Linked DNA regions of Homo sapiens: region 2 is linked to region 1. Evidence: chromatin loops called from intact Hi-C (ENCODE). Cell type or tissue: endothelial cell of umbilical vein. All regions are shown on one strand. Each heading gives the region's core, and the rest is flanking DNA. Links, peaks and the distances in the headings are about the cores only.

The links. Hi-C counts contacts between places; a loop is a spot of excess contacts. Peaks named below come from ENCODE experiments on the same cell type or tissue, not always from the same donor. Only the 100,000 strongest peaks of a DNase experiment are listed, where the experiment ranks them.
Region 2: it touches region 1 in a loop (6-fold over the local background); 2 of 110 quality-filtered maps call a loop at or near these places.

The regions. Positions count from the first base shown.
Region 1 is chr17:47,249,176-47,259,378 of GRCh38, forward strand. It overlaps ITGB3 (integrin subunit beta 3), which reads left to right and starts at 4,652. Exons shown (of 15, transcript NM_000212.3): 1 at 4,652-4,765. The coding sequence starts at 4,687. It also overlaps the pseudogene RNU7-186P. RefSeq lists a silencer at 4,447-4,706. In endothelial cell of umbilical vein, for the core only: a CTCF peak has its summit at 4,749; DNase peaks (open chromatin) are centred at 4,746 and 9,006; H3K4me3 peaks cover 1,592 bases; H3K27ac peaks cover 2,119 bases.
Region 2 is chr17:47,184,137-47,194,339 of GRCh38, forward strand. CDC27 (cell division cycle 27) reads right to left here and starts at 5,159. Exons shown (of 19, transcript NM_001256.6): 1 at 5,010-5,159. The coding sequence starts at 5,036. It also overlaps a transcript of MYL4 not described here. RefSeq lists a silencer at 4,684-4,733 and enhancers at 4,767-5,363, 4,894-5,083. In endothelial cell of umbilical vein, for the core only: no CTCF peak of the experiment used is centred there; DNase peaks (open chromatin) are centred at 4,375, 4,475, 4,835 and 5,275; H3K4me3 peaks cover 1,730 bases; H3K27ac peaks cover 1,807 bases.

The DNA.
Region 1 (10,203 bases), core at 1,194-9,193:
TAGTGTCTCATGCCTGTAATCCCAGGACTTTAAGAGGCCAAGGCAGGAAGATCACTTGAGGCCAGGAGTTTGAGACAAGCCTGGGCAACATAGGAAGACTCTGTCTCTACAAAGAATTTAAAAATTATCTGGATGTGGTGGTGTGTGCCTATAGTCCTAGATACTGAGGAGGCTGGAGTAGGAGGATTGCTTTAGCCCAGGAGTTCAAGGCTACAATCAGCTATGATCATGTCACTGCACTCTAGCCTGGGCAACAGAGCAAGATCCTGTGTCAAAAATGAAATGAAATGAAATAAAATAAAATAAAATAAAATAAAATAAATTGGGGTCATATCACCTAGAGAACATAAATCTTAGAAAGGATTTGAAAACTGTCTCCAAATAGATAGACGACATCTAGATGATGTTGAATAGAGTAGCTAGAGAAAAACCTGGGACAATTTGAGCAGCATAATAATGATAGTACTGGATTATCAGTCCTGCAATAAAATAAATATCTGTGAGTTTATACTGACATAAATAAACAAATTTTAAAGTGGAAGAGAAGGGACAGCTCTTCTTTACTGTTGAATGTTAATTAATAACTGTATAAGAAAAAGGAAAATAGAAAATCACTGTGAATCAAATGCCACAGTAATAATTGTTGCAGTTAAGAATCATCAATGGATGATAAAATTAGTGGGTGAAATTATGAAACCATTATGATATTTGCATAAAATTAAAGTATCCTCCCATTAAATATGTATTGATTACAAAGAGAAAAATGGTAGCTTTTTTTTTGTATTTTTTTACTTTTTATTATCCATCTGCTAAGGCCCTGTCATTCACAGAAATGGTAGCTTTATAGTGAATAAACCTGGCAGACACCACCTTAACAATGTGATCAAAGTAATAAGCCATATCAACATCATATACTCCTTGATATGATGTACTGAGAAGGCACAACATCATTTTTGTGGTATTATTGTCCAAAATGAGAAAACAACAGACAAGCCCCAAATAAACAAAATACTACAAAAAACTGGCCTAGACTTTTCTTTTCTTTTTTTTTCTTTTTGAGATGGAGTCTTCCTCTGTCACCCAGGCTGGAGTGCAGCGGTGCAATCTCGGCTCACAGCAACCTCTGCCTCCCAGGTTCAAGTGATTCTCCTGCCTCAGCCTCCCAAGTAGCTGGGACTACAGGCACGTACCACCATGCCCAGCTAATTTGTGTGTATGTGTGTGTATGACGGAGTCTTGCTCTGTCACCGAGGCTGATGTGCAGTGGTGTGATCTTGGCTCACTGCAACTCCGCCTCCCAGGTTCAAGCGATTCTCCTGTCTCAGCCTCCTAAGTAGCTGGGATTACAAGTGCCTGCCATGATGCCTGGCTAATTTTTTGTATTTTTGGTAGAGATAGGGTTTCACCATGTTGGCCAGGCTGACCTCAAACTCCTGACCTCAGGTGATCTGCCCATCTTGGCCTCCCAAAGTGCTGGGATTACAGGTATGAGCCACCACGCCTGGCCCTTTTTTGTATTTTTAGTAGGGATAGCGTTTCGCCATCTTGGCCAGGCTGGTCTTGAACTCCTGACCTCAAGTGATCCACCTGCCTTGGCCTCCCAAAGTGCTGGGATTATAGGCATTAGCTACCACACCCGGCTGGCCTAGACTTTTCAAAAGTGTCAAAGTGATGAATGAGAAAGACTGAGAAAATGTCACAGATTGAGGCCAACTAAGGAGACATGATGACTAAATACAATGGATTAGATCCTGGACCAGAAAAAGAACATTAATGGGAAAAAAAATGGTAAAATTCAAATTCTGTAGCTAGATGAATTGATAGTATTATATCGATGTTAATTTCCTGTGTTTGATAATTATGATGTAGAAATGTAAGATGTGAACGTTAGGGGAAGCTGGGTGAAGGACATAAGAAAACTCTCTTTAGTATTTTGTAACTCTTCTGTAAGTATTAATGATTTCAAAATAAAAAGTTAGGGAAAAAAATCCAGGAGGAGAAGAAAGAGAAACAAGAATATAAAGGATGGCAGACTTCTCACCAGAGATGATGGAGACAGCAAACAGCAGACCATCTTTAATGTACTTGAAGAGACAAGTCTCAATCAATTTAGAAGTTTATTTGGCCAAGGTTAAGCACATGCCCATGACATAGCCTCAGGAAGTCCTGAAGACACGTGCCCAAGGTGGTCAGGCTACAGCTCAGTTTTATACATTTTAGGGAGACAAAAGACATCAATCAATACATGTACATTGAACATTGGTTCAGTCCAGAAAGGCAGGACATCTGACACAGGGACTTCCAGGTTAGAGACGGATTCAAAGATTTTTTCATTGGCAATTGGTTGTAAGTGTTATTATCTAAAGACCTAGAACCAACAGAAAGGAATGTCTGAGTTAGGATAAAGGGTTGTGGAGACCAAACTTTTATCATGCAGATGAAGCCAGAGGCTTCAGACAGAATAGACTGTTAATGTTTCTTATCAGACTTAGAGAGTCTATTCTATCAGCCTTAAGGTCTTTGTGTTGATGCTAATGCTGGTCAGCTGTGAGGCATATTCAACCACCACCCCCCCTCCACCTTCCCCAAACCTGCTTCACATCATGGTCTGAACTAGTTTTTCAGATTAACTTTGGAATGCCCTTGGCTGAGAGGAAGGGTTAGTTCAGACAGTTGTGGGGGGGCTTATAATGTTATTTTTAGTTTACAGGTTCTTACAATTTACATAGAATTGTTCAATATTAATTCAACATAGGCTACTGTATGATAAGTTAAGGAGGAATATTGTAATACCTAGAGCAAACACACACACACACACACACACACACACACACACATGCAAACGAGGTGTAGCTAGGAAGCCAGTAGAGAAAAAAAAATTATCCCAAAAGAAAGCAGAAAAAGAGAAACAGAGAAACCAGCCAAAAAGATAGAACGAATAACAAGATAGTAAATGTAAACACAACCATCAATTACTATACTAAATGTGAATGGACTAGCTCCTTTGCCTTCCCTGGGGCTGGGAGTGCAGGATGGACTCACTTGCACAATTATGTCATGTTTGCTAGGGCTTGGGCTAGGGTTGTGGACTTAGCATACTTGCTGAGGCCAGTGCCCACCCCAAGTGGTTGCTGACAGCAGGGATAGGCTAAGGAGACACCTAAGTGGCTGGAGATTGGTTTTATATATATGGGAATGGAGCAGATAACTAAATACTTAGGCAGAGATGTAACCAGGCCATGTGACCTGAACTTTGCTCCAGGGCATTGACACTGCTGTTAAAATGCTTCTGGCCTAGAGGCCCTCTGCAGCCAGGGGAGGTAGATGGAGCTTCAGCCTGAAAACCCAGGTCAGAGGGCCCAAGTACCCTTTGCAGAGCTGGCTTTTCCCCTTGCAAATTGCTAGTGACGCTTCAGCTGATGTGTGTTACTATTAAGGTCCTAGTGTTTGGGAGGGTGGGGCAGGAGGTGGAGGATTGTCAGAAAAAAATTACATGGAAAAAGATGGCATCTGAGATGTTTTGAAAGATAAGTGGAATTTTCCAAGTGGAAAAAGGAAGGAAAATCAGTCAGATAGGAAGGCATGGAGCATTGGGGAATGACAAGTATCTTCTTGGACTAGGGTGGGAGATGGGCTGGAGAGATGGGTCAGGGCCAGTTGTCTGGCATCTTGTGTGTCTCAGAAGAGGGTGGGCACGCTGCGTAGGGAAGCCCAGGGCCACTCTGAAAGCCCTAAAGGGGAACTGATGCCTCTGGCCTTGTTTTTATCACCATCAGGACTACCCATTGAGGCAGGCTGCACTACCAGCTACTTCCTGGTGCCCTCTTGCTCATAGCCATAGTATTTTGCCTCTCTGAGCTTCCAGAGGTTTTAAGTCTGGGGAAGACCCAGGGACTCAAAGAAAGATTGGGGTGGGAGATAAGGGGCCACAGTTTGGGGGAGTCAGGCAGGAGGCCTTTGAGGAAAATAGATAAAGTCCCAAAGCCTGTGAGTGTGAATTTGGAGGCAATATGCTGTGTTCTGAAACGTTTTCAGACACTGGCTAGGTGCAAGCAAGTGTTTGTAGGGCGAGGCTCTTCATGGACCTATCACTGCTTACGCAAGCTTGGGATGTGGTCTTGCCCTCAACAGGTAGGTAGTCTACCGGAAAACCAAACTAAGGCAAGAAAAAAATTAGTGAATAATAAAGGACTGAACCGGTTCAGAGAAGGCATTCAGCAGATGTTTGCCAGTCAAATGAATTAAAGTGTGAATGAATGAAACTCGAGGTAGTGGGTGAATGTGTCCCAAGAATCCAGCGAAACAGGGTCTCCCAGGAGGCGGGACTGGAAGGGTCCGGAGAGGGGCCACAGGCTCCTGGCCTTTCTAAGCACACCAAGTGCCCAGTCGCGGACCCCCGGGACCAGGATGCGCTGACGACCCGGCTGGCAGGCGGGTCCTCGTGGGCGAGGCGAGGGAGGCGGCGAGAGAGGAGCAATAGTTTCCCACCGCTCCCTCTCAGGCGCAGGGTCTAGAGAAGCGCGAGGGGATCTAGAGAAGCCGGAGGGGAGGAAGCGCGAGTCCGCGGCCCGCCCCGTTGCGTCCCACCCACCGCGTCCCCTCCCCTCCCCTCCCGCTGCGGGAAAAGCGGCCGCGGGCGGCGGCGCCCACTGTGGGGCGGGCGGAGCGCCGCGGGAGGCGGACGAGATGCGAGCGCGGCCGCGGCCCCGGCCGCTCTGGGCGACTGTGCTGGCGCTGGGGGCGCTGGCGGGCGTTGGCGTAGGAGGTGAGTGAGGCTCCGGCTCGGCAGCGTCGCAGCTGCCCCAGGATCTGCGCCCCGGTCAAGTTGCGGACTTGGAGCCGGCAAACGCGGAGGGCTGGTCCCGCGCGTCTGCGCTGGGAATGCGCGTGTCCTGGCTGGCGCGGTCGGAGCCGGGAGCTGGGGACCTTCCTGGCCCGGCGGTGGCGGGGCTGAGAGGTGCCTGGTGCCTGGGAGCGGGTCCTCCGAGACGCCGAAGCCATCAGCCAGGCTGAGCGCCTTCCCGGCCGCCGCGGCGCGCACGGTGCGGTGGGCGCATCTCTGAGCCCCGCGCTCACCCGGGGCTGCGCGCGTCGCGGGTGGTCCTGGTCGGGCCAAGGACGACTGGCCCAGGAGCCAAGGCGAGGTGGGGCTTCCGGGGGTTGTTCCCGCGCCTTGGCAGAGGGATGCCGCTGTAGCTTCCTGGGTGAGAGCGTGCGCGCGCGCGGGTTTGCCAGTTTCCCCACATTTCCAATTTCTCCTGTTACGCTTTCTCCAGAAGGTTTTTTCTTTTCCTTTTTTCTTTCTTTCTTTCTTTTTTTTACCTTCAACTTGGCTTCCTGCGGGGTTGTTTTGGAGCAGGATGAGGGCTTTGCCTCCTCCAGTGTCCCCAGGTGGCAGCGGTGCCTCTGCTCCCAGGGCAGACCCTGCACCCGAAAAATCTCTAGTGTATTCGGGGAGCCATGAAAAGGCTCCCTTGGGCCGGTGGGATCCTTGGCTTTGTCTCTGGCTGCTGCGCACACCGTCAGCCGTCAGGGCAATTGGCATTCGGCCTCTTTGGTACTGGGGACACAGGTGGAGGGATGGAGCGGGCACAGCCCGGGGTTGCTGCCCGTGGTCCTCTCTGAGTCCTTGGTGATTTTGCCTGGGCTGGAGAGAAACCCTGGCTCCTGGTCTGCTGGGGCCGCCTCTGCCTCAGAGGATGACACAAGAGTGCATGTAAGTATTTTTAATAAAAACTGTAGTACTCGTAAAACAATCTACACCCTGCAGAAGGGATTTGTTATTTTATTTTATTATTTATTTATTTATTTATTTATTTTTGAGACGGAGTCTTGCTCTGTCGCCCAGGCTGGAGTGCAGTGGTGGGTTCTCGGCTCACTGCAACTTCTGCCTCCTGGGTTTAAGCGATTCTTCTGGCTCAGCCTCCCGAGTAGCTGGGATTACAGGCGCCTGCCACCACGGCCGGCTAATTTTTGTATTTTTAGTAGAGACGCGGTTTCACCATGTTGGCCAGGCTGGTCTGGAGCTCCTGGCCTCAAGTGATCCGCCCACCTCAGCCTCCCAAAGTGCTGGGAATACAGGCGTGAGCCACCGCACCTGGCCAGGATTTATTTTAAAAAGGGAAGATTTGTTGATAAATTCACTTCAAAGATAAACTATTCGAAAATACTTTAGTGATTCCCGTCAAGACTCTTCTGTGTATGTATAGACGTATAACTCATTCTGGACAGGGCAAGGATATCTTTTTTTGTTTGTTTGTTTGTTTTGAGATGGACTCTCGCTGTCGCCAGGCTAGAGTGCAGTGGCGCGATTTCAGCTCACTGCAACCTCCGCTTCCCGGGTTCAAGGGATTCTCCTGCCTCAGCCTCCCGAGTAGCTGGGATTACAGGCACGCACCACCACGCCCTACTAATTTTTGTATTTTTAGTAGAGACGGGATTTCCCCATGTTGGCCAGGATGATCTCGATCTCTTGACCCCGTGATCAGCCTGCCTTGGCCTCCCAAAGTGCTGGGATTACAGGCGTGAGCCACCGCACCCGGCCAAGGGTATCTTGAAGGAGGGATTACAGTTGATATGTAGAGGAATATTGCAGTGGTTATTGCTGCATTTCCTATGTGACTGGGACTAAAACAGATCAGCTGATAGTGTTAGCGTGCAGTGAGCAGTCTGATGACTATGACACAGAAATAAGAATCTCCAGCATTCTGCCCTGGGACATGTGGAGCCTTGGGTCAGATGCTGCTGGCTATTGATGCCGGGAATGGAGAAATCCACCAGGGCAACTCAGTAAAAATAAATAAATAAATAAATAAATAAATACATAATTAAAAAAAGGGTATCCTTGTCCTGTCCAGGATGAGATGCTTGCTTCCATGCACTTACGACAATTTTTGCTGTCATTAAAAAATTTTCACATTCACAGTCTTCTAAATTCACTTTGGAGTGTATTGGATTCCACTGCATTGACATACGTAAGTTTGCATTAAAAGATCCTTTAAGATATCTGGTCAGGCACGGTGGCTCACGCCTGTAATCCCAGCACTTTGGGAAGTGGAGGTAGAAGGATTGCTTGAGCCCAGGAGTTCGAGACCAGCTTGGGCAACATAGTGAGACCTAATCTCTACTAAAAATTAAAAAAAAATCCTTAGGCGATCTGTTCACAGATTAATCTTGTGATTGGGGCGATTCCAGAAGTGGTAATGGGTTGTGCTGAGCTAGCCCCACACTCTCTCTGAGAAGCAGTGTACAGTAGTGTTTAAGGGCAGGGGCTCTAAAGTCAGACTTCCAGAGTAATACCCCCCCCCCCAACCTCACAAATCAGTTTCTACTATATTTATATCTGCCATCCCAGTGTTGGTGGTAGGGTCTTCAGATCCCTGGGGAAGCAGATGGTGGGATGAGAGTAGGAGAGTTGTGTTGGGACTCCAAGTGTTGAAGGGGCACAGAAAGAGCTGAGTGGCACAGAGAGGTTGTCCCAGAGTAGCGGAGTCTGCTTTGGGGAGAAGAGAGATTGACTGAGGATAGCATCAAGTTTTTCATTTTATGTACAAAGATGATCTTTTTAGCTTCACCCAGGAAGTATGGGTTTTGTGTCTTCCTCGTGTTTAGGTTTTTATTCTGACCTAATTAGGTCTAAGCTGAGGTGCTTATTTCTCTTCTGGAGTTTATATCCTAGAAGCTCTCCAATCGAAGCCCTCTGCAGGTATCCTCAGGTCCTGGAGAAACACAGCAGGAAGGCTTGTTGGCTTCGGAAAGGGAGGGCTATGGTTTAAAGCCAGTAAGATGTGGGTTTGATTCTTGACTTTGTCTCCTGTAGGCTGTGTGGCCTTAAATAAGTTACCTAATCTCTTGAGTCCTCAGTTTCCTCATTTGTAAGGCAGAGGAAACAATGCCTATGATTATGCTGATTAAATGAAACAGAGGCACAAAATAAGTGTTTAATGAATGACAACTACTATTGTCATTATTCTTCCTATCCATGCTATCTGCCATGTATTGGAGGCAAAAGCTGTTACTACTTCATGCATATGCGCTATGCAGGCTTCCAGAATGAAACTGATGGGGTCCCTTTCCCCCACATATGTGAGAGGGGGTCCCTCTTATTTCAACTCGTTCCTCATTGCTGGTTTGGCATATCTCAGCTACTCTAACCCGGCAAGAATCCACAGAAGAAGCCAAGAAGGAAAAAGGCTTATACATTTGCTTTACCCATAAGAAAACCTCAAGCCCTGTATCTGAAAAAAGAGGAAGATAAAAGGATCTATAAGACTTCAAGTTCCATGAGAAGAGGGACATGTCTATTTTGTTCAATACTCTATGCCCACTGCCTGGCACATAGGCAGCAAAACAAATATCTGTGGAATGCTATGTAAAGGCATCTATAGATGATGTGCCTCCCTTTAAGAAACCCAATATTTGAATATTTGCACTCATTCATACAAGATCCTCAAGTGCTCCGTTTGGATAATCTGGAGGGTATGAAAACATAGCCAAGATCATGAATTCTTTGGGCATTTGGGCCGCTGCACTGTTGCACCATTTAGACCTGTGATCTGAGAGTGTGAAAAACTCAAGGGATCCTCTGTAAAGTGTCTGCCTTTTTTTCCCTCCTGGGAGGAGCCGTTAGAAGGGCAACATTCTCCTTTCTCCCCCTTGGACGTGTGGGTGTTGGGGCAAGGGTGAGGAGTGACAGAGGTCTCCTGGGAAGACCATAAGATGGGGCAAGCACACCACAGTGAGGAGGGGGAGTCTGGCTATGACTTTAGAATTTCCTGATCGAAATTTCTCCTCTAAAGCTCCCCACCCTACTTGGGATCTGAGGTTATCATCCCCTCCCAGTCCCAAGAACCCTTCTTCCCTTGTTGGCAGAAATCTCCAGGAAGCATGCCCACAGGAACCACAACTCATGAATCAGAAGACAGATAATTAACCGAGGGAGTGACTGAGCAGCTTCAGGGATGAACCGCTTCGTTTTACCCAGCCCTCTCTGCTGCCCACAGAGTGGGCTGCTCCACCCCATCGCCTCTGCTCCCTCTTCCTGAACCTTGGCCCTTCCTGAGTGGGACCTTCATTGTGCCTGATGGAGCTCAGGCCACTAGTGGAAATGAAGGTGGGAGCAGGGAAATGACTCTGTTTAGGGGAACTGCCTATTCCCCGTGTGGGAACTGCTGGCATTTATTGAAACGTGAGACTCTCCAGCAAAAAAGTGATAGCATCTGCCTTTCTGTCCACACACACAGTCTCACCAAAAACACTCTTTTTTTTTTTTTGTTAGATAATTCAGGTATAATTTATGTACAGTAAAATTCACCCTTTTTAGTGCATACAGTTCTATGAATTTTGACAAATGCATATAGTCAAGTAACCATTGCCATCATCAAGATACAGAATTTTTCCATCATCCCCTAAAATTCCCCCAAGCTCTTTTTTTCCCTTCTTTTTCTTTCTAGAGGCAGGGTCTCACCATATTGCCCAGGCTGGTCTCGAACTTCTGAGCTCAGGCAATCTGCCCACCTCGGCCTCCCAAAGTGTTGGGATTACAGGCGTGAGCTACTGTGCCAGGTGCCCCCCCAGCTCTTTTGTAATCGATACCCTACCCTCAACCCTCGTCGGTTGCAACTGCTGATCTATTTCCTGTCCCTGCAGTTCTATGTTTTACAAAATGTCATATAAATGAAAGCATGCAGTGTATAGACTTTCAGTCTGGCTTCTTTCACTTAGCACAATACATTTGGGGTTAATCTATGATGCTGCATCTATCAGTAACTCTAAGACATTGTCTGAGGCCACTCCGTCATCCTCCGTGTTGGAACAGTTACCCTGAAAGCAGTGGGACTGGATCCGTTAAACTTTGGAGGTGCTCCCCAGCTTTCAGCTTCTAAATTTTATAATTGGATAGATGTATTTAGCTATATATAAGTCATTAGATTTTCCATGTGCTAAGTAGTTAAAGACTTCAGGATACTAGAGAGGATTCTGTAGCAACCAACACTTATTATTCTTGCTCATAGGAGTAACAGATATTTTGTGGCCAAATATTGTATGTCATGATGCTTGGAGTCAGAAGTTGTTAAGTAAACCTGGGGGCTATTCTACCTTTTTACATTTTTGGTAGCATCTCTGAAAAAACAACCCACTTGACTTTTTTTTTTTCCTTTTTTTTGGGAGGGTGGGTGGGTGGGTGGCTTTTTGGCCAAAACC
Region 2 (10,203 bases), core at 1,564-9,563, 65 kb before region 1:
TCCAGTAGTGGGACTTTGTGGGAAATACTCAACTTTTCTCAGCCTCAATCTCTTCATCTGATAAATGGAGTTTATTTATTGGAGTTGTTTTGTGGATTAAATGAAATGATCCATTTATAATGCTCCTAGTATACTATCATACATTAAGCACTTGGAAAACCTTTTCCTTGCCAATCTCTTAATATAAAGAAATTCAATAAATATGTAGTTTCTGTTGCATAACATCTCCCCAGCATACCTGCTACAACTGCTTATTTTGCAATATATAAGCCACAAAAGACTCAAATGATTTACCAGCTATTTTACTACTATGGACCACTAGGAAAATTTCACACACATATACTAAAGTCAAAAAGTCCTAGAGCTTTGAAATTTTTTCTGTCCTTTTAAAATTAAAGAAATAAGAGGCAAGGGCGGGGGGAAAAAAGAAGGAAAAAAGGTATCATATTCAAGAGTTGTATCCATTTCTGACTTAAAATCAAGCTTTGCTCAGAACATCATTCCCTTATCACCAGTTCTTAAGAGCATCAGAAAAAACTTGCCATCTCGAGAATCTCACATACTGCTTCCATCCCGCTTTGCTCAATCAATTCTAAGTTCCTGACTAACAGTGTCTCTTGTGCCGGGATTGGGGGGAAGAACAGATTATTCTCTAAGGCACTACAGATTAGTAGCTGATGATGAACAGGGCTAAAATCAGCACCTCTGCCCAACTGATGGTGTGGGCCTTCCCTTAAAAGAACACCCAGTGCATTACCGCTAGAGTTCTACAAATTAAAGCCAGATGAACGAAATGCTGCTAAAAGAAAGTTATGAAGCCAAAAAGAACAACGCTCCTCTCCCTCTCCCCTAAAAAATGTTTAAGAGAAATCTGACTGATTAATGGGTTAGTCCCCAGGTGCACTAATTTAAAAGATAAATAAACCAACAGCTTAAAGTTGCAAAATTCCTTACCAGCTAGCTATTCTTAAATATAAAATATTATTTAAAATATAAACAAACCTCTATAAGTTGTACTTAGACTTAAATGTAATCACTATAAATTTTTCTCTTTTTTTTTGAGACAGAGTCTCACTCTGTCACCCAGGCTGGAGTGCAGTGGCGCGATCTCGGCTCACTGCAAGCTCCACCTCCTGGGTTCACGCCATTCTCCTGCCTCAGCCTCCTGAGTAGCTGGGACTACAGGTGCCTGCCACCATGCCCGGCTAATTTTTTTTGTATTTTTAGTAGAGAAGGAATGGTTTCACCCTGTTGGCCAGGATGGTCTCGATCTCCTGACCTCGTGATCCGCCTGCCTCAGCCCCCCAAAGTGCTGGGATTACAGGCGTGAGGCACCGCGCCCGGCCTGTAATCATTATAAATTTTTTGTTAGAGAAAGCTTATTACAAAAAATTTGTTTACTTGTTTTTGTTAAATTTTTTATACATTTTGTGTTCTTGTTTTTGTCAAAAAAGCTGTCTTTATTTTATTTTATTTGTTGGTCTTGAACTCCTTGGCTCAAGTGATCTGTCTGCCTCAGCCTCTGAAAGTGCTGGGATTACAAGCGTGAGCCACTGTGCCCAGTCAGCTGCCCTTTTTTAAAAACCATAAAATAAATGGATAATAAAGGCTTCAGACAATGTAAGAAGATACAAAGAAAAAAATCACTGTTGAAATTTCATATTATACATTATAATTGAATTTCTAGGATACTGATTTAGTTTAGATGCACGTCAGTGGTTCTTACTCTGGGCAATTTTGCCTTCTTACTCCCAATTAATGCCCCAACATTTAGCAATGTCTAGAGGGTATTTTTGGTTGTCACAAATGGAGGGGTCATCCAGTGGTTAGAAGCCAGGGATGCTACAAAACATTCTACAATGCACAGCTTCCAACAAAGTATTAGCTTGCCCCAAATGTCAATAGTGCTCAGATTAAGCAGCCCTGGTCTACATGATCATGCAGTTGGATTATTCTACTAGTCTGTATGTCTAACTCTTGTCTCTTCCTCCCTTTCCAACAGCACCAGATAAATATTCCCAAAGTGGTGCTTTTATTACATAATTCCTCTGCTCAAAAACTCTTCTGCTCATATAATGGTTATTCATTACCAATGCACATTAAATCTAAATTTCTCATTGAGTAGCCAAAATATGTTACTCTTTGAATCCATGTTAGATGCTGTCCCTGAACATTTTATCCCCAGCCAAGAGTACTCCTTCACCATCTAATGATCTCTAAAACAGTATCATGTATATAGTACCCAATTGCTATATTGCTTATTAAATTAATTTTCGAAAGGCTTATTTACAACTTCATCCAACACTTCTGTGAAGTCTTACCCCTAGGAATAATTGCTAAATCTATATAAAATCTCTTTGCTTCTTTTTTAAAAACCAATTTCACCAGGTGACTTTTATAAATATTCAAAAAGCTCTCACTGAAGTCACTTAGGCTAGTGTGTCTTTCCAAATAGTTACCATTAAAAATAAAAGAACTGACAGAAATTCTGCCTCATATGTGAGACTTTTGTAAGGACTCAAATATAAAGTAATACTCTTCTGAGAGGTAGTAATTTGAGACGGAGTTTTAATTTAGGCATATATGGTATATCGGACTGGCCATTCTACATTAAAACTTTAAAGAAAAAAAAATGCAGAAAACAGTTCTTCATATTTTCTGTGAACTTTTTCCTATGCCTAGTAATACCATCAACTCTGAGGCATTCCAAGAAAGAACAATTTTCCAACTTACTCTCATTGCTTTCCAAATACACGCAATCTGTCATCATAGTTTTTTTTTTAATAAAGACAGTATCTTATATATCTGTCCTATTTTTATTCTCTTCCTAATTCTTTCCCATTTGCAGCACTATCCCTGATCATTGATCTTTATCATTGTAGCCAAAGTTGCTTGTTCTTCTCACTGTTCCAAATCCATTCTTGAATGGCTTCTTATACTATACAACCAAAATTTTCACCTAGTCATATCCTAAAACTTTCTACCACTATCTCAAAAATCTAATGGACAATGCTGCTATGAAAAAGAAGCAAATTTGACATTTAAGCCTTAAAAATATCAAAGTGTATTACTGCTCAGAGTACTTTAAGGACAAACAGGAAACCTGATGGGTACTATCTAGAAACAGGCTACATATTCCTTTTCTTTTCCATGCTTTTATTTTTTATTTATTTATTTATTTTGAGATGGAGTCTCACTCTGTCGCCCAGGCTGGAGTGCAGCGGGACCATGTCGGCTCACTGCAAACTCCATCTCCTGGGTTCAGGCAATTCTCCTGCCTCAGCCTCCCAAGTAGCTGGGATTACAGGCGCCCACCACCACGCCTGGCTAATTTTTTATATTTTTAGTAGAGACAGGGTTTCACTGTGTTGGCCAGGCAGGTCTCGAACTCCTGACCTCAGGTGATCCACCCGCCTCAGCCTCCCAAAGTGCTGGGATTTCAGGTGTAAGCCACCACGCCCGGCCTTCCATGCTTTTATAAAGTCTGAAATTATTATTAAATGGTGGTTATAGTCTATCAATGCAACTAGTTTATCACTTTAGAAGACTTCTGGGGCCAGAGAAGGCAAAAAAAAAAAAATCATTAACTATTAAAACAAAATTATAAGAATATGCAACAGAAATTAAATAACTTGAGTAATCTGCTTATCTATTTAAGTTCATGTTAGGCCTTAAAAAATTATATATATATAATTACCTCATCTACAGCCAGAATAAAAAAAAATCTTAAAAGAAACTATACTGGTAAAAAGAATTTGGATGGAAATAGCTCTAGAAAAACTAATACAACTTACAGACAGGTAAATTTCATAAGATATAATCTTACGTTTTATTAATTCAAACACTAATAGCTGCTATATGTAAACAGCTGGAGAAAAAAACCAAACTAGAAGAAATGAGTATTTCATGCTGTTTAGAAAAATGAAATAAATATGAAAGTAGTGATATATTAAAATATTTACTGTTTGATACCTCAAGCCTTTTAAGGGCAATATGAAGGAATTTCTAAAAATCAGTTTGCTTTATAACTTCAAAATAAAGTCCATGACTCAATGACAGCAGTTGATAGAGGTCAATTCTGATCAAGTTAAAGATCATATAGTGGGATGAAGTCTCCCAGACCTGGTCCATTACCAAGGCACAAAAGATACAGTTTCTCCAGATGTCAGGGGGGAAAATGACTTGGCACCGCATCACACACTTAAAATCCAATAGGGTTCCTTTAATGCAACACAGCACTGTGCGTCAAAGCATACCCTGGTGTAAAGGCAGTGAAATGGACAGAAACACCATTATTTGTGTTTCATTTCCTGAATGCCTTATAAACATGCACAACAAAATGCTCCTGATCCCCATCAGAGAGGATGAAAACAACCCAAATGTGCCCTTTCCACCTCCTCCCCTGGTATTGGTGCTTGCGCCTCAGCACTGAGGCTTGGAGTTGTCTTCTCAAACCATCATTGTCCGGTGGGAAATTCACCGAGAAAGGAAACGTGGGATAGGAAGTCTGTTACCAAAATAGAAATTAGTATTAAAAAGACCGATCCTACGCTCCCTCCACCCTCTCATACAAGACAAAATAAAAAAAACCTCCGTAAACTTGCCCTACCGTCACGAAGATCACACAAGCTCCGATCAAATGTGCTTCTCGATCATCTTTTAGGCAAGAGAGCGCTTGGGGTGCATTTTCGGCCCCTCATCTCCCACCCCCAGTCAAGCCAGGCCCCTGGACTGACAGGAAAGGCTGGCCGGACGTTGGCTCGGACGGGAAAGGCGGTTATTTTCGCCGAAGCCGCTCACGCTAAGGGTGAAGTAATGTAGGGCCAGAGGTAACACGGCTTAGGCTGTGGGCAAGGCCTCCGAACTGACTAAAGATAGGCAGGACACGGCAGCAGGGGAGGCGGGAGAAGCAGCCGGGCCTAGGCCGCACCAGGCCGCGGAGTGGCCCTACGCTGCTGCTTCCCGACCGAGGCTGCCAGCCAAGCCCCAGAGAAGAAGGTTATCATTACCTGGACGGGTTCCTGCAGCACCGTCATCCTCGAGGCTCAGGCCCACTTTCTGCAGTGCCTCAGGCCCCCCCTGTAGCGGCTCCGGCCCGGCCAGCCCCTGCTCATTTAAACTCACCAGCGACCGTTACCGGGGGATGGGGGAGGCCGAGCGATTGCCGAGTGCTTCCGAGCGGGACACGGGAATACCCGAAGTGGAGAAAGCCGAGCGGGAACCAGACGGAAAAGCCCGAAGGGAGTCGGAAATACCCGAGGTTGGTCGACGAGAGAGAAAACCGTTGCCGGAAATTGTCGAAGATTACCGGAAGCTACCGAGTCTGACCCAAAGCGTAGGTTTCTCTTCTCAGCCACGCCTTCAGCCACGCACACCACGCCCAATCGGCCGTCCCAGGGTTGGGCTACGCCAAATCTGCAACCAGCAGGCTGGGCGTGGCGTGACAGCGCGGGCGGGTAGCGTTACGTGGCGGGGCTGCAGTGTGGATTAGCCCCTCAGCCCTTTTGGATTAATTGGTGTGCTGTAGATTATGAAGCAAAGGGTGAAACAGCAGAGTTTGGGGCTGTCTTTAATGAATCAACAAGTATTTGTCTATTGAGTTTAGATCATTCGTCCATTCCAGAAGTATCTACTCACGGCTCTGGGGGAAAGCTAAAGAAATTTGGAAAGATTGCCACTCCCCAAAGACATAGGATAGCTTCTGTCTTCAAGGAGATTAAGGTCTATTTAAGGGAAAAGCAGTGTAACAGAGAACGCTATATTATATGGTGCCTATTATAAGTAATATAAAAATTCAGAGAGGGCAATTGTGATAAGATAAGGAAAGTTCTATGGAAGGAAAAAAAAGTTTAAAATGGAGTTTGAAGGATGGGTAAAATTAGAGGAAAAAGAAGTATAGGAAAGTGAAGGGAGGAAAAATGGGATCAGTCTGCTAAGAAGGCATTAATTGGAAATAGTTACTTAGGTGAAGAGATCATGGAAAAGCTCAATAGGCCATTAGAAATTTTTATTTTTGATAGGTGAGGCATTCCGCTGTGGTGGGAAGAGTAGGGGGTCGGAAATTCAGAGGCCTGGTTTTGAATTTTATCTTTAGCACTAACTAGTCATAGGTCCTTGGCAAATTACCTCTCTGAACTTATGTTCGCTTAGTTTGAAAAAAAAGGATTAAGAGAATTCGATGTATTATAAATGTGGCCGTGTCTAGCATGCAATGTAGACTCTCTCATATTTCCTTTCTGCTCCCCTTCTCCCCCCAAAAAGAGTGAACCAGGGGACTGTTTAAATTTTGTTTTTCAGCAGATGAGGAAACAGTTTTTGAAAGTTACTTTTCTAGTCAGGAGCTCTCTAGGCTAGATGTGAGAATCATGATATATTCCATTGCTTGGAAATTTCCCTTTGGGTGATGTTAGAGGGAGATATTTTTTCTTTCATTTTTAAAAACAAGGCTGACAGAGCTACACTGCATCCTTCTCCACCGCCTTGTCTTGTCACTGTATATATACTTATAGCCCCTAAAGGGCAGGTGCTAAGATGATTTTTGGCTGCCCTGTGCCCAGTTGCTTTAGCGGGATTATGCTGGATGACTTGAGTGGTAACAGACTTTTACACTGGCCTGGAAAGTAGCCATTAGCTATTTAAAGTTTAAGTTAAAATGAAATTAAAAATGAAGTTCTTCAGATGCCCTAGCCACATTCCAAGGATTCAGTAGCCCTGTATGTGGCTAGTGACTGCCATATTGGACAGTCACACAGATATAGAAGAACATCACCAGCACTGGCTTGGCTAGGGCTGAAAGATTCAAGATGGCTTCACTCACATGTCTAGGGTGTCAGTGGTAGCTATTGGCTGGGTCCTTCATTTCTTCTCTGCATGACCTCTCTTTTCACACTGGCCTCTTATGAGTCAGTAGTTTAGCTCCAGCTTCTTGACTTGGTGGTTGACAACAAAGTGCGCAAAAATAGAAGCTGTGAGGTCCCTTAGGCCTAGGCCTGTGAGCATCACTTCTTGTTGGTCAGAGTAAGACTCAGAGCCACCCTGGATTCACCAGGAGGAATAGTCTACTTCTTAATGGGAAGAGTGGCAAAGTAACACCACAAAGGGCGTGTGCCATGGGAGGAGTTTTTGGGTCATCTTTGGAAACAATCTACCACGCTAGATATGAGATGAGAGTATCTAAGATTGGGAATGGAAAGAAAGGGATAAGTAAGAGCTATCACTCTTAAAATGTGACCCTTTCAACTGAACACAGTACTCCAGATTTATTCTGAATAATTCAGAATGCAGTTGGACTATTATTATCTGGACACGTCTATTAAAGTGGACTACAGTTGTATTTACATTTTTTTTTTCCGAGACTGAGTCTTGCTCTGTTGCCCAGAGCTGGAGTGTAATGGCGCAATCTCGGCTGACTGCGTCCTCCGCCTCCGGGGTTCAAGCAATTCTCCTGTCTCAACGTCCCGAGTAGCTGGGATTGCAGGTGCGCACCACCACGCCCGGTTAATTTTTGTATTTTTAGTAGAGACGGGGTTTCACCATGTTGGCCAGGCTGGTCTCAAACTCCTGATCTCATGATCCACCCATCTCGGCCTCCCAAAGTGCTGGGATTACAGGTGTGAGCCACTGTGCCCAGCCTGTATTTACATTTTTTAGCAGTCACATGACACTGTTTGCTCATGCTAAACTTGTGTGGTCATTTACGGACTCAGCTCTTTTTCACACAACATGCTGCCAACCCAAGTCTTGTATGTGTGCAGCAGAGTTTTGTAAACCTAAATATAGGACCTTACCACAGAGGATACATAAAGATGATACTTTGTGAAAATATGGATCTAGAGTCAGCATTTAAAGAGCCTCTGATGCTTGGCACTCTGGCTTATAGGCTTAGAATTTGCCTAAAGCCTTTTTTCTTTTTTTAACCTAAAAAAGAGCATTTCCTGGCTGGGTGAGGTGGCTCACGCCTGTAATCCCAACACTTTGGGAGGCCAATGCAGACGGATCACCTGAGGTCAGGCGTTCCAGACCAGCCTGACCAACATGGAGAAAACCTGTCTCTACTAAAAATACCAAATTAGCTGGGCGTGGTGGCACATGCCTGTAATCCCAGCTACTTGGGAGGCTGAGGCAGGAGAATCGCTTGAACCTGGGAGGTGGAGGTTGCGGTGAGCTGAGATTGCGCCATTGTTCTCCAGCCTGGGCAACAAGAGCAAAACTCCGTCTCAAAAAAAAAAAAAGGCCAGGCGCGTTGGCTCACGCCTGTAATCCCAGCACTTTAGGAGGCCAAGGCGGGCAGATCACAAGGTCAGGAGATCGAGACCATCCTGGCTAACACAGTGAAACCCCATCTCTACTAAAAATACAAAAAATTGGCCGGGCGTGGTGGTGGGCACCTGTGGTCCCCAGCTGCTGGGGAGGCTGAGGCAGGAGAATGGCGTGAATCTGGGAGGCGGAGCTTGCGGTGAGCTGAGATCGGGCCACTGCACTCCAGCCTGGGTGACAGTGCAAGACTGTGTCTCAAAAAAAAAAAAGCATCTCCTTTCTGATTGTTGTTGACCAGGCTAATACATCTGTTGTGGTTTCTACTCATCCACAGCAAAGCCACATTGTTTGAAGTACTTTGATGGGGTATTTTGGAGTGTTTTTACTTCCTTCTCTGCTCCTAATTGACCTACTTAAACTCGCTATTCATCAACCACTTGGGCATCCTGCTGTCATCCGTTATCCAATATGTTTGGCTAGTGAGTGGAGTTGGGTTACAACAGCATTATTCCAAAAATGGAATTGGAAAATTATTTTTTCTCCTAAGCCTGCTTCTTGGTCTATTTCATATTCAGTCAGATTTGGAGGCTGGCATTTAGGGAACTATTCAAAAAGCTAGACGTGATATCAGTAGCAAAATGTAGGTCCCACTGAAACATAGCCCAGAGTAAGTGTACTCTCCTGAAGTCTTTCAGTCCTCCTTGTCTGTACCCTTCATTTTGTCCCTGTTGCGTGCGGTTTTATGGCCTCCTTACCTGACCTTGCACCCCACCACCCCCACCCCACCCTCACCATGTTTACTCTTTGGTCAAATCATCCTCTTCTTTTGGCTTCTCTAATGACACCATCTCCTAGCTTTCCTCCTACTGCTCTGTTTTTGTTTGTTTGTTTGTTTGAGAGAGTCTCGCTCTGTCACCCAGGCTGGAGTGCAATGGCGCTATCTCGGCTCACTGCAGCCTCCGTCTCCTGGGTTCAAGCGATTCTCCTGCCTCAGCCCCCTGAGTAGCTGAATTTACAGGTGTGCGCCACCACACCCAGCTAATTTTTGTATTTTCAGTAGAGACGGAGTTTCGCCATGTTGGCTGGGCTGGTCTCGAACTCTTGACCTCAAGTGATCTGCCTGCCTCAGCCTTCCAAAATGCTGGGATTACAGGCATGAGCCACTGCGCCTGGCCTACTGCTCTGTTTTTTAATCGGTTTCCTTTGCAGCTCCTCTGCCAGCCCCTTTAATATTAAGCATGCTTCAAGGACCTGTTCTAGGCCTTCTTCTCACCCACCCTACACATTCTTCTTAGGCAAAACTATCCTTTCTTTCTTTCTTTCCTTCCTTCCTTCCTTCCTTTCTTTCTTTCTTCCTTTTTCTTTCTCTTTCCTTTCTTTTGAGACAGAGTCTCACTCTGTCACCCAGGCTGGAGTGCAGTGGTGTGATCTCAGCCCGCTGCAACCTCCACCTCCCAGGTTCAAGCGATTCTCCTGCCTCAGCCTCCCGAGTAGCTGGGACCACAGGCACACGCCACCATGCCAGGCTAATTTTTGCATTTTTAGTAGAGATGGGGTTTCGCCATGTTGGCCAGGCTGGTCTCCTGACCTTAGGTGATCCACCCACCTTGGCCTCCCAAAGTGCTGGGATTACAGGCGTAAGCCACCATACCCCGCCCCTATCCATTCTTGTGGCCCCAGTTTCTCATCTACAAATGGTTTGAAAAATTTGTATCTCCAGCCAGACTACTTTTTAGAGCTCCAGGCCCAAATGACTAACTGCCAAGAGGACACCTTTATCTGGATGTCTCATAGGTACTTTGTTCGGAATGGAACCCCTCATTGTCTTAAAATATTTCCTATCCCAGTTTAAGATATCACCATCTTTTCCATTGCCCAAAAGATTAGATAAGGGTTAGTTTAACAAGGTTTGTACAGATTTATTCCCAGCCTCAGCTCTGTCTCTGG